Regions from separate parts of the Mus musculus genome. Here region 1 is linked to region 2. Evidence: chromatin contacts called from ENCODE POLR2A ChIA-PET data. All regions are on one chromosome and are shown on one strand. The core of a region is the stretch at or near the end of the contact, and the rest is flanking DNA. Distances in the headings are between cores, read along the strand shown. Region 1 holds the start of Calcoco1 (calcium binding and coiled coil domain 1). Region 2 holds the start of Atp5g2 (ATP synthase, H+ transporting, mitochondrial F0 complex, subunit C2 (subunit 9)).

Region 1 (6,300 bases), core at 1,765-4,264, 51 kb after region 2:
CTAAGACTCAGGTAAGGGGCTGGCGAGATGGCTCAGCAGGTAAGAGCACTGACTGCTCTTCCAAAGGTCCTGAGTTCAAATCCCAGCAACCACATGGTGGTTCACAACCACCCGTAATGAGACCTGATATTCTCTTCTGGTACGTCTGAAGTCAGCTACAGTGTACTTATTATAAATAAATAATAATAATAATAGAGTCAGGTAAGGTTGGAGGACATTATACTACCAGGAGAGAGATGGGCAAAGATGAACTTTATACTGACTGCCTCTGTGTCATCTTTCCCCCTATCAACCTGAGAATGTAAGGACTTAGCCACTCCTCATAGTCTAACCAACCTGTGTCCCATAATCTTGAGCTAGAAGAGGGTCTAGGGATACCTTAAAAATGCCAATCCAGTCACTGGCACTGGGCATGGTACCCGGAGGCAAAGTGTAGTGACATTCCACCTTGGTGTTGGGGATGTAGGTGCGGGCCACATTCAGGAAGTTGACTCCACCCCGGGATGGTGCCCGGCTTAGTGATGACTCTTCCATGCTGTCCTCAAGATGGCTGATGTCCTATGAAAGAAAGGGTTGATAGACTTGTTTTTCCATTGCTTCTTTCCTTTGACCCCTGTGTGCCTAACCCACAGTCCCTGTCACTAAACAGGTTTCCAGGCCCCCAAGGTTGTGGGACCTTTTTAAGGTATCACTTTTAATTCCTGGGCCATAGGTCTTCCAAGTCAACTTCCTACCCTGTCATGTTGTATCCTCTTTGGCTTACAGGCCCTCACCTGTCTAATTTCTAATCCTTTTCATTGCCCCACTGACCCAGCATCTCGGTCTCTGCCCATCTCTGTCTCTCCCTTTCATCTCTCAACATCCTTGGGAATTCCAGATTCTTTTGGTTTCCCGATGTAACTGACCCCCTATAATGTCTGGCTCTAAAATTCAAAATCCAATGGAAGTGTGGGCCTCTCTCAGTTTAAGCAGGTCTTGCTTACATATGCCTAAGCTTGTTCAACCTTCTTTACCAATCACGATGATGGGTCTTCAGAGGGGACTACGGTTTGGGGGATCAACAACCTAATCCTGGGTCCTCTGCTCTTGGAGCACCTGCTCTTGGGGGCACCGATCCGTGAGTTGCCTATCTCGATCAACTCTAGGGAAGCAGAAGAAGGCGAGCTTTGGCTTTCCTCCAAGGCTAGAGAAGGGGAGGATAATAGGAAAGACAGGTTCTGTCCTTCAACTTCTATTCCAGGAAATCAAAACTTCTGGAGGTGGCAGTTCAAGGGTGGAGTGAAATATTCAGTAGGAAGGTGGTGGTGTGCAGAGATGGAATGTGGGGGCCTGGAGCCAGGAAAGCCCCGCCCTTAGGCAGGGAAACAGGTTAGAAATAGGGTAAGTCAGGGGCCCTGAGAAGGGGAAATATACATTCGGCGTTGAGAAAAGGCAGAGATCAACGAGAAACATTCTCCCCCCCCCCACCCCCATCTTGACGGGAGCAGAGCTAGAAAGCTAATGATTTGTTTGGGTGTTAGCCCAGCTCCAGTACCCTATACCCATTTTCTTGTTGGCTCCTCTTAGCCTCAATTCTAAGAGTCCAAATCTTGACATATGTTTGGGTTAATGGCAGGAGATAAGCAGATAAAATGGAGTTAGCTAGGGAGAACTAATTGGAAAATAGATAATAATAATAATAATAGCAACAACAACAATCAAGAGTTCAGGGGGTAGAATAGTTGGGTGGGTAGAGGTGCTTGCCACCAACTCAAGGTTGGGAGAAGAGAACTGATATCCCCAAGCTGTGCTCAGACTTCTGTACACCTATCTTCACACAGACACAGACAGACAGACACACACACACAGAAGTAAAAAAAAAAAAGTTAAAACAGAGTAGTACTCAGAGATGAATAAGAACAAAGTATGGATGGTGTACATGTTTGAAATGAAACTCACTGTATATTAACTTAAAAAAAAAATACACCTCAGTCCAGAGCGGGGAGGCAGCCCTTTTCTCTAGCCCACACATCTGCTTCCTGTGTCAGGTGCAGCTGATGTGTCCAATCAGACATCACCACTAGTCATATGCACACCCCCAAACATCACAAACCCACACCAGGCTGAGACAGTGGGGGAGGAACTTTAAAAGAAATTAAACACTCCATGGAGAAGGAAAGGTGGGCCAGCAATGCAATAGGAAACAGTTTCTTTGTCGGCTTTTTTTTTTTCATCTATGAAAAATCTCTCATTACAGCTACTCCGTGTTTTCTTCAATATAAGTCTTCTTAGGTTAGAGTGAGATCTGTCTCTAAAGTTCTACCCGTTGAGAACCCCAAACCCCTCCTTTCCCACAAAGACAATCTGTAACAGCTGCAGATATTCTTCAGAACTGAAAGTGTATGTGGTCAGATGCTGATGTTCAAATGCATTCTCTCTCTCTCTCCCTCTCTGTGTGTGCGTGTGTGTGTGTGTCCCCTCTCCACTGTAGGGCTCTCAGCGTTTTGGCGTTCCACAAGTTGGAAGTTTTCCCCTCAGGGATTCAGCGTAGTAAAGGCCTTTGGATCTTTGGATTTGGGTAAGAGAGAGAAGGTCTGTGAGGGCAAAGACTTGCCTGGAAAAGATTAAGCAAATATTTCAGTCCCTTCAAGCTTCCATAATCGGATCGAGCTTTACTGAGGAGGCCCCGCAAGAAAGTGAGGACAATGCGGGCTACTCCTCAAGGCCCCCCTTGAAACCAACAAAACCGAAACGTGGGGGAGGCTTCCTTAGTGCGTAAAGTATTAAAACCTAAACGCTCCTACCGTCCTCTTCTACAGTTCTCTCGGATTAGCCTTTCGCAGGCTGAGAAGCGGGCTGACCACCCCCGCGTAAGCCCACCCTCAGTTAGGCCAAGTTTCTTACCCCACGGACGGATCAGCTGTTCCCCTCACCTTTCACCAACAACAAAAACAGCACTCCGACTATAGGAGGGGAGGGGAAGAGTGACGCGAGAGCTTCTGGGGCTTGTGGTTCTTCTATGACTCGACACTGTCTACTTTTCTACCTGTGGAACTACATGTCCCAGGAGGCTGCGCGCGAGGGGCGGGGAAGAGGGCGGGGCGGTGATGGACTCAGCGTGGCATCCCGGGAGATGTAGTTCTTACTCCCGAGGCAGTTCAGGAGGGTGTGTCTTCCAAAGGACTTCACGGCCCATGATTCCTTAAGAAAGGGCAGGCTGATCTAGTGGAGGCTGCTGGTTCGTAGCATGCTTAGTGGGAGAGTTGACGGCTTTAACGCGTTCTGCACAGCTCTTTTCGGTGGGGCGGAACGCTTCCAGCACAGCCTTCTTGTTCGCTTTTACAAGATAGGCTGTAGTGTTATATCTACTTACAAAAGAAAAAACTTGTCTAAGGAATCCTCTAGGGTCAGGGCTATGAAACTGTAGAACTCTGCCAGGCCTCTCCCAAGCTACGAGCTACAGCCACCATGTTGTGGGTGGGGAAACTCACAGGGGTGGTAGTGGTTATTTATTTTTAGCTTGTTCTGACTTCAGGGTTGACAGAGCTTGTAAAAGTCTCAAAGCTTACTGTTTGGTTCCAGCTTGAGAAGATTTCCATGCCAAGGGGTCCGATAACACACACACACACACACACACACACACACACACACACACACACATACCACACCTGCACGTGCTCCCCCTGGAGTGGCTTCTGGGGCTAGGATTAGGGGACATAGCTTGAAATGGTGGCTAGGCTGTGGAATGAAAAGCATGCGGTTGAAGAGAGAGCTTGGCAGGACTGCCACAGCTCACAACAAGCTACTTAGAGAGGCTTGTTTGCCCAAGCCTTTTAACTGGCTTAAATTAATTAGAGCAACAATACAATTGTTGCTATAGGGTTGTTTTTTGTTTGTTTGTTTGTTTTGTTTTGTTTTGATAGGCGAAAGAGTCACACTGTTCCCACACCGCAGTCACTTAAGGACTTGAACCGTCCTCATCGTTGTGGGTGGCCTCCAACCCTGGAAGAGTTCAACCCCCCCCCCCTTTCTCAATATTAAAGGATTAAGTGAGATGTAATGCTACACACCTATAACCCTAGCAATTGAAGAGGCAGAGGCAGGGAGATCCTGGAGATTTCGATTCTGACTCAGGCTACACAGGAGACCCTGTCTCACAAATAAATAGTTATGCCGGAAAGACAGCTGTCCTCTCCTGGTTGGGTCCATTCTAATTATCTGTGGCAGTAGGTTCTGGCGGCGCCTCTTCTTTTACTTTTTTTTTTTTTTTGGTAGTTTTTTTTTTTTTTTTCCTTTTAAGATTGAATAGGGTATTTGATGCTGTCCTTGGGTGCCTTTCATTTGAAGATCTCCAAGCATTAAGTCACTGGGCTGCACAAACATTAAGATGACATGTCTGTGTCATTAGTCAGGATTTATGAGTTAGGGCACAAGCTGCTGGATGGGGAGATAGTTCAAGGTCCTGGGTTAGCTACGAGTGAAGCCTGTCCAAAGACTCAAGTCTCAAATGTTTATTTTGTCTGCATTCAGAATGAAAGCTTGTAAAAATCTCAGTCTCAAATAGAGCTAAGGTAATAACAACTTCCATGTTTGGGATGCTTACAGCGTTTTTAAACAGCCATAACGTATGCCCTATTATCATCCCCATTTTACGTGTAATGAGAGCAACACTCAGACAGCTGAGTAATTCGTGAGGTTAATCCAGCTAAGTGGCAGAATCAGGGTTCAAGTTCCAGTAGTCAGCACTGTATTAATGTGGCTTTAAATTCTGTTGTTGTAAGAAGCAGTGTTAGTCAGGGGATAAATATTCACTGAGCTCTTATGTGCTCAGTGAAGGCACGTGGCAACGGGAAGCCCCATCATTCAACAAGTATGTGTTAGTGTTATGCCGGATGTTCCATATGTCTCACTAAAAGGGTAAATACAGATACTGAAGGATATATTTGATTGGGTTAGTTTGTCAAGATGGGGATGGGGTGGGGGCTGGAGAGATGGCTCAGCAGGTTTTTTTGGGGGGGTGGGGTGGGTTCAAGACAGGGTTTCTCTGTATCGCCCTGGCTGTAGACCAGGCTGGCCTCGAACTCAGAAATCTGCCTGCCTCTGCCTCCAGAGTGCTGGGATTAAAGGTGTGCACCACCACTGCCCAGCATGGCTCAGCAGTTAAGAGCACTGACTACTTTTCCAGAGGTCCTGAGTTCAAATCCCAGCAACCCCATGGTGGCTCACAACCATCTGTAATGAGATATGATGTTCTCTTCTGGTGTCTCTGAAGACAGCTACAGTGTACTTACATATAATAAATAAATAATAAAAGGATGGGGACCAGGTAGAAAAAGGAAACTTATTCTAGGTTGAAGCCAAGATTCAGAAATGGGACTCAGTGATGCTCACCGGAGCCTAGAGAGGAATTCAAAATGGCACATTCCCTTGAACTTAACACATGCATCATAGCAAAATGAAAACAAAACTGCAGAGGTGCTGGGTTTGATACCCCGCATGGCATAAAGTGGAGCATGGTAGCATATACTCATAATCAACTTGGAGCCAGAGGCAGAACTATCAGGTGTGCAGGATCATCCTTAGCTACATACCCAGTTTAGGAGTCAGTTTTAGCTGTAGGAGACCTTATCACAACAGAAGAGGCTGGCGAGATGCCCCATCAAGTTAAAGCACTTGTTAAAGAAACCTAGTAATCTGAGCGCAATCCCCAGCGCCGTTTGGAGAAGGAGGATGAGATGGTGTGCAGCGTTTCTTTTCTTTTTCTTCTTTTTCAAGGTTTATTTATTTATTTCATGCATGTGAGTCCACTGTCGCTGTCTTCAGACGCACCAGAAGAGGGCATCCGATCCCTATCACAGATGGTTGTGAGCCACCATGTGGTTGACTGGGAATTGAACTCAGGACCTCTGGAAGAGCAGTCAGTGCACCTTAACCGCTGAGCCATCTCTATAGCCTGACATGCAGCATTTCTGTGTCAAGATGGTCAATTGCCCTGACCCTCACAGGCCAGCTAGCATAGCAGAGACATCAAGAGAGATGCTGAGGGCTGGAGAGATGGCTCAGTAGTGGTTAAGAGCGCTGACTGCTCCTCCAGAGGTCCTGAGTTCAATTGCCAGCACCCACATGGCGGCTCACAACCATCTGTAATGGGATCTGGTGCCCTCTTCTGATGTGTCTGAAGATAGCTACAGTATAATAAATAATTCTTAAAGATAGAGATAGAGAGAAATGTTGAAAGTCATCTTCTGACCTCCACATGTAATAGTGGTACCCATGCCACCTGAATTCACACACACACACACACACACACACACACACACA
Region 2 (7,007 bases), core at 3,721-6,220:
CCTGTCTCAAAACAAAAACAACAACAACTGGACTGGAGAGATGCCTTAGAGGTTAAGGGCATTAGAAGAGACCCAGGTTCAATTCCCAACACCCACACAGTGTCTCACACTCATCCGTAACTGCAGATCCAGCACTCTTCTGATCTCCTTGCATACCATACTAGGCACACATATCATATATGTAAGCAAAACACTCATACACATGAGACAATTTTCTACAAAACAACAACAAAAAAAATCTTTAAAAACAAAACAAATCCTAAAAGACACAGAAATCTTGCTATGTTGCCCAGGCTGACCTTGAAGCCCCAGGCTAAGCAACCCTCCTGCTTTAGTGTCCCTGGTACTGGGACTTCACACGTGCACTGTGTCACATTATTCCTTGTATCAACAAATTCTGAATTCAGGGTCATTGTCTTGCTTTTCAGGTTTTGCTTTATGGAAAGAAAAGTGTTTTTCCTTGTAGGGGCCATAGGAGGCCACAACTTCTGCTCTACTCTTTTACCCTTTTGAGAATCAGAAGAGATCTAAGCCCCAGATGTATCTGCTTCACTCAACAAGGGATACATTTACAGGTAATAGTTGGCTCCTAGGAAAGCCAAGGATTACGGTGTTCTCCCCTGAATACATGTATCCTCCTCTGGAAAATGGATGTAAAGAGCCATGTTCAAACCTCACCTCATCCTGACAGCCCTTTCTCATCAGCTCCAAGACTTTATCTCTAAGATACATGGCAGACAACAGAGACAGAATTACGAGGCTTACATACCTCTTCTTGACAGGATCTCATGGTAGGCCATGCTGATCTTAAATTCGTACTAGCCAACCTTCCTACTCATCCTCCCAAGTCCTAGCTCACACATGAGCCACTCTGTCTGGCTGCTGCTTCTTTTTTTGTACGAGGGACGGAACCCTGGGCTTTGTACATGCTAGGCAGGCACTCTACACTGGACTGTATCTTTATCCCTTTGGTGGTAACTTCCTCTTGTGTTTATTAGTGTTTTGTCTACATGTATGTATGCACACCTTGTGGGTGCCTGGTGCTCACAATGACCAGATGACACTGGATGCCCTGGAACTGCAATTACAGTGATTACGAACGGCCATTTGGATGCCAGGAACCAAACCCAAGTTGTCTGCAAGGGTAACCATGCTCTTAACTGTTAAGCCATCTCTCCAATCCCAAATGTTAACTTTCTATCAGGTATGCAGTATAAGGGCTAAGTTACTTAATGATTTTCAGCCTATTTCTGCACCTGTCAAATGGGGACAATCTTAGGGTTCTGAGGAGTAAATGGGGAGATACAGACTGGTGAACAGCATGAGGCATGAAGCAAGTGCTTAGTAGCTGGTACCTCCCAACAGCAGCACACCCTTGAACTTAGCAAGAGCACCCACTATCTTATTATTTTTACATTTCTAACCTCCTGCTGCTTCAGAGCCTAACACTTTTCCAGGCAGAAGGCCTTCTCTTTCACTGCAGGCACAGGCACCTTAGGGAAGCTATGAAGGCAGCCCTGCACACTTGTACATGATAATGTCACATCCCTATACTACAAGTTTGGACATCTCTGGCATTCTCCTATATGAAGAAACAAGGTGTCCTTTAAAGTCCTTCCAGAAAATGTACTCACCAGGGAGCGGGTAGAGACGAACTTGGAGCAGGCGTACATTTTCAGGGGTGAGGGGCCGAGGCAGGAGGGCTGGAAATAAGCAGCAGCATTGTAAACACTTTGCTTTGCTACTTAAACTTCATCCTCACACCTGAGAAGGATCGCTAGGAAGCTTAATTAGCTCAGAGAGCCAAAATGACACCAGAATCCTGAAATCAAGTGACTTTCATGGCCTGGGCAAGTAAGTGACTTGCTCCCTGCTTAAAGAACCATGACCACTTCCACAGCCCACGGTTTGGGATTGTCAACGTAATTTCCCCAGCATCCCTTGCTTTCCTTTTCTTCTTCTAGGTTCAAAAGCATCCCTTCTCTGGTCTCAGTGTCTGGGCCTAGAAGCAGTCAGTGTACAGTGTACAGGCTCCAACCACCTGCAATCCTAGTACTCAGGAGGCAAGGGCAAAATTGCAGAAAGTTCCAGGCCAGCCTGAGCTACTGAGTAAGACCTTGTTTCAAGACAGAAAGAACTAGTATTCATTTTTATTGGGTAGAGTCTGGGGATTGTTAGGGCTAGAGCCCTAGACCTGAAGCACACTGGCCTAGTGCTGGCTGTATCTCCATCCCTACAGAATCCCTAAACTTCTGGGAGAGTTCTCAGAAGACTAAGTCACTGGAAGTTTTTCAACTATCTTTTTAGCATCTCACTCCTTAAAATACTGATTTCTACTTTAACAAGATACAGCCAATCAATGAGGGAAACCCTAGCATTAATCTAATAAGCATCAACTGTAAAATTTCACCACTCCATTAAGGGGTATTAAGTTTTGTGTCTTCAAGATCCAAAGGAAGAATATGTAAGGTAAAGGTTTAGGACAGTGTCTTCCTCAAGTGAAGCGAGAAGTCCACTTGAATCAGAATTATCTGAGGGAATATATATATATATATATGAAGTGACTGTCACTGGGCCAGCAGCATGGCTCAGAGGGTAAAACCATGTGCCCTATAAACCTGATAAAACAAGTTTGATTCTTGGAGCACATAGTGGAAGAAGTACTTCCAAGAGCTTTCTTCTGATCTCCACAGGCACATGTGCACCTGCACATTCACACACATAAAATAATTTAGGACATTTTTAGATTTGTATGTATGTTTTGTCCGCATGCACACCTAGTGCCCAAGAAGGTAGGTCAGAGCTGGCACTGAACTCCCTAGAGATGGTTATGAACCATCACACCGGTGCTGGGAACCAAACTTGGGGCCTCTGGAACAGCAGCAGTTGCTCTTAACTTCTGAGCCATCTCTCCAGTCCCTAAACACAAGATCTCTGGTGCCAATATTTTAAACAACTTTTCCAATCATTTTATATTTAAGGTATACAATGGTATGGCCTCAACAACACTAACAGGTTGTCAGTGAGAGAGAAAGGACTGTAACTCTGTAATTTCACTCAGAGGGAGGCCACACTGGAGGTAGAACCTAGGACCTTAGTGCAATCTAGGTAACGTGTCCTACCACCAAGCTACGTCCCCTGCTTTTTCTCTCTGAAGTTTGAATAGCCCATAAACTAAGATGCTCAAAGTATAGGCCTGTTAAACACTACTCCCTTAAGTACACTGGACGCAACCTGTCCAAGGCAGATATGCTACTTGTAAATCCTGAATTTTACTTTTAGACCAATGTTTGTCTTCAGGCTGGCTCTATCTAAAACTTTACTTTTTGCTGGATTCGGTGGAACACATCTATCATCCCAGCACTCAGAAGGCAGAGAGGCAGACAGAGCTCTGTGAATTCTTGGCTACACAGTGCGACCCTGTAACAAACTCCTCCCTTTTGTCTTTATGCAACCTAAACCCAGATTTGATGCCCACCTACTCAGGTTTAATTGAGTCGAAACCCAGTACTTCTTTAAAACTTTTGCAATAGAGGCTTAAGCTGGGTTGATGGCTTAGATGATGGTGCCTGCCACACCCCGTGCGCTGGGTACCTATGGAAGCAGGTGGCCTGAAGCTGACTGGCTTGCAATCAGAGTCGATGAGCTTCAGGTCAGTAAGACATCCTGTCTCGAAAGGTGAGGGTGGAGTGGAAATGCCCCCCACATTAACCTCTCAGCATGCATGCATACATGTCACCATACACGTGAATAAAGGGAGGTCTGAAGTTAGGCATGGTGGTATGTGCAAGTGATCCTAGCACTGGGGAGGCTGATGCAGAAGGATCATAAATTTGAGGTAAACGTGGGTTAGAGTCAAGAAGCCAAAATAAAATGGAAGACGTTTTTCCAAAAACAAGTTTTAACATGGTAACTTATAAAATGTAGTTCTGGCAATACTCTAATTACTGCCCAACCCACTGCTTGCTTGCAGAGAACTCAGTAAACAATTCTTAAAAAAAAAAAAAAGTAGGGGAATTAAATTTAATAGTTTACAAACATATGGAATAGTATAATCTGTTGCTGGTGTGTAATAAACCCAAGCGTATCATTCGGCGAGCCCTTCCAGTGGTCACTTAATATGGGCAAGCCCACACCAGAGCAATGAAACCCTCCACAATGAGAATTCCCCACTTAACCATTCCGTTCCTTAAACCTTCCCACTAGCTGGCAGGTATAAATTCTAAAGCTCGTATTGCTCCCATCTTCTGGGCTTGCTGCCTAACAGAAACCTCCATTTCCACCATTTAAGATTTTATTTCTAACTTCATTAGTATGTCAGGGCCTTCATTAGAGGCAACCAGTTTCTAAGGGAACAGGCCTCGCTCAGGCCTCACTCCTGCCACCTGTGCACAGGCCGGTTAGCCTGTTCTGTTACTCTCTACCACGTTCAGTTTATTTCAAACTGAAGGATGCTGACTAGGGAGATGATGGCTTTGGACGGTGAACTAGCTTGACTGCGCCAGAGGTCCTGAGGTTCAAAGTCTGCAAGCTTCAAAAAAATAAAAAATAAAGGCTATTTTGATTCAGGATGACAAGGGGAGGCAAAGGTAGGAGGGGAGAGTCTGGGGTCATGACAATGGTGAAAGGCGTGTGGGTGAGCGAAGAGCACCCATAAAAGCCTTGGTTCGCGCCCGGAGAGAACACGCTCGCCAGCATCTGCCTTTCGCCGGCCGCAGAGCCCCCAACCCCCGTGAGACACCCAAGATGGCGCCAGGCCCGCGCGGTTAGAGGTCATCGGCACGAGGAAGGGGTAGCCCTCCGCGTGGGGATGCCGGGACCGCGAGGGCTCAGGGACCCGCGTGGGAGCTAGCAAGGTCAGGGCGGCCACGCGTCCTCGCAAGGGGTACTGCTGCGCGCGCCTGCGCGGCACGAAGAGGACGCGAGGCCTCAAGGCCTTACCTGCTCCCAGGGCAGAGAAGACAGAGAGGGGCGGGGGCGCGGGAAGCGCGAGGGAAGGCTCTGCGCATGCGCGGCCGGAGCCAACGAGTCGCTTTTCTCCATGGATAGAGTGGACACAAGCTAGAGGATCGGCCGGGACGCCACAGCTCCCTCTGCCAGGTTGGTGGTGTCTTGGGGGACAAGCACTCCACCTGGCGTCCAACAGGAGAAACTGCAAAAGGAGCCCACCGTGCACGGAAGAGCCGCCAACTCTTGCTGATCTGCAACGTGGTGGAACTGTGGACTGCACAGCATTTTTGGAGTCTTGGACTCGAGTCCCCTTTCCGAGCATGCGCAAAGTTAAGGAAAAAAAAAAAAACCAAAAAACACCCTACCCAGTCTACTCGGAAATTGTTTATAGCATACAGTAGGGATTGGGGTTCAGTGCCTAAAATGTAGCAGGGGAAAATAAAATCACAGAACTCTTGGCTTCTTGTCACCCTCAGGACACTGGCAACGTTGGGTGGGAGATGGGAACTGGCCCAATGCTATTAGCAAAATGCCATGGCAGTTTCTGCTTTAACTTATTTTTATTTTTGTTTTCCCTATCTCGTTGATGAGCAAAGCATGAAAAAAACCCAGCATCTTCGAGTCATAAGACTGGGGGGGTAAACAAGGCCTGATTCTCCCTTTTGTGAGTCCTGGGATCAATTAGGGATAACCGCACCTGTGGCCTGCAGTAGGGGTGCGAAGTCACCCCAGGCGACCAGTTTACCTCCTGTCGGACTTGCTGGGGGGCGAGCTGGAATAAGTAGTCGCCTGCGAGGTGCTCTCCCCAAGCAAGCCCCTACTTTTCTTCACTGCCCTTTCGCCCGTCCCTCCCCCAGTGGCGGTGGGCGGGGGCTTTCCTGCGCTAGTCCTGGAGCAGGCCTTTGTGTACACGCAGGAACGCACGAGCCTAGCAGACGGCTGCAAGGCTGACCCAGCCCCTTAGCCCGGCTGTCCGGTTAGGGTGCTTGGACGCAGCGCGAGAAAGACGGGAAGAGCTCACCAAACCCCCATAAAAAAATAAAAAGAAAGCCGCGGCTGTAAATAAAGGCAAATCCGCCACCCTCTGAGGGGCCGTTTGTCCTCCCCTCCTTGGCCCCGTCCTTCCCGCCACCCCCTCCCGGCCCCCGGCCCCGCGGCGCCCCGGCCCCAAGCTCCTCCATTTAATCGGATTTGGGAGAAGGGGAGGATAAATCACGGCAGCAGCTTTACGGTCCCGGAGGAGAGGCGAGCCGCAGCCAGGCACACCCCGGCCGGCGATAAAAACCGCCGCTGAAAGCCCACGGAGCAATTTCCCGGGACCCCGAGCGACGCCATTACAGGAATGTAATTTTGCCCGGATGAGGCCCCGAGTTTAATTATCCTCGCGGAGGAATTTCAATGCGGCCAATCCATCTTGCAGGCGGGCGGCAGAGGGATTTATATGGGCCCGTTATTTCACACCGATCCTCCATCTGCATTTTTATGGCCCTGAGCTCCTGAAAGGGAGGGAAAGTGTGGGGAGAAATGGAAGAAGAGGGTGGAGGACTCCCCGCCTTTCCTAAACCTTGGATTTCAGCTGGATTAGGATGCTCGCAGGTTCTCCTGAGGTCCCCAAATCTCCCTCCAGTGCCAGTTGTTGACCTGGGCAGGGGCAGAACCGGGATCTTTAGGAAGCAACAGGTATTTTTCCAAGTACTAAGCAGTGTGAGATGCCGTGTGAGAAAAGGCAAACCCGCCACCCTCTGAGGGGCCCAGGCTAGCAGGGCTTAGGAGTTGGTCCCTTGAGGTTCCCTGAACACCCCGCTCCGCCAAAAACTGAATTCTTTGTAGCTCTTAGTTTCATACCCTAAGAGGCACAATCTATAGTTCTTAGGAGCTGCCGCCACCAAATGGTGTTGCAGCTGTTGGTTGCGACAATTTAGAGATCTCGTATATATATCGCTAACAAAATCCCGGAGGAGGATGAATCAGAGAAAGGGCCTGTGAGGAGCTAACCCTGGCTTCTCCTAAAAGTTACTGCAGAGTCTGATAATTCCCTGGCCCGAGTGGTAGGATTT

Evidence for each region. ChIA-PET counts read pairs that join two places held with the same protein, here RNA polymerase II (POLR2A).
Region 1: POLR2A ChIA-PET joins it to region 2 with 23 read pairs in embryonic stem cell. The contact joins the promoter of Calcoco1 here to the promoter of Atp5g2 in region 2. POLR2A ChIA-PET finds 5 or more read pairs at or near these places in 3 of 5 experiments (Patski and embryonic stem cell).

What each region holds. Positions count from the first base shown.
Region 1 is chr15:102,719,164-102,725,463 of GRCm38, forward strand. Calcoco1 (calcium binding and coiled coil domain 1) reads right to left here and starts at 3,015. Exons shown (of 15, transcript NM_026192.3): 1 at 2,884-3,015; 2 at 379-558. The coding sequence starts at 534.
Region 2 is chr15:102,666,077-102,673,083 of GRCm38, forward strand. It overlaps Atp5g2 (ATP synthase, H+ transporting, mitochondrial F0 complex, subunit C2 (subunit 9)), which reads right to left and starts at 4,971. Exons shown (of 5, transcript NM_026468.2): 1 at 4,942-4,971; 2 at 1,635-1,703. The coding sequence starts at 1,673. Mir688 (microRNA 688) reads right to left here and starts at 5,790; the gene lies at 5,716-5,790.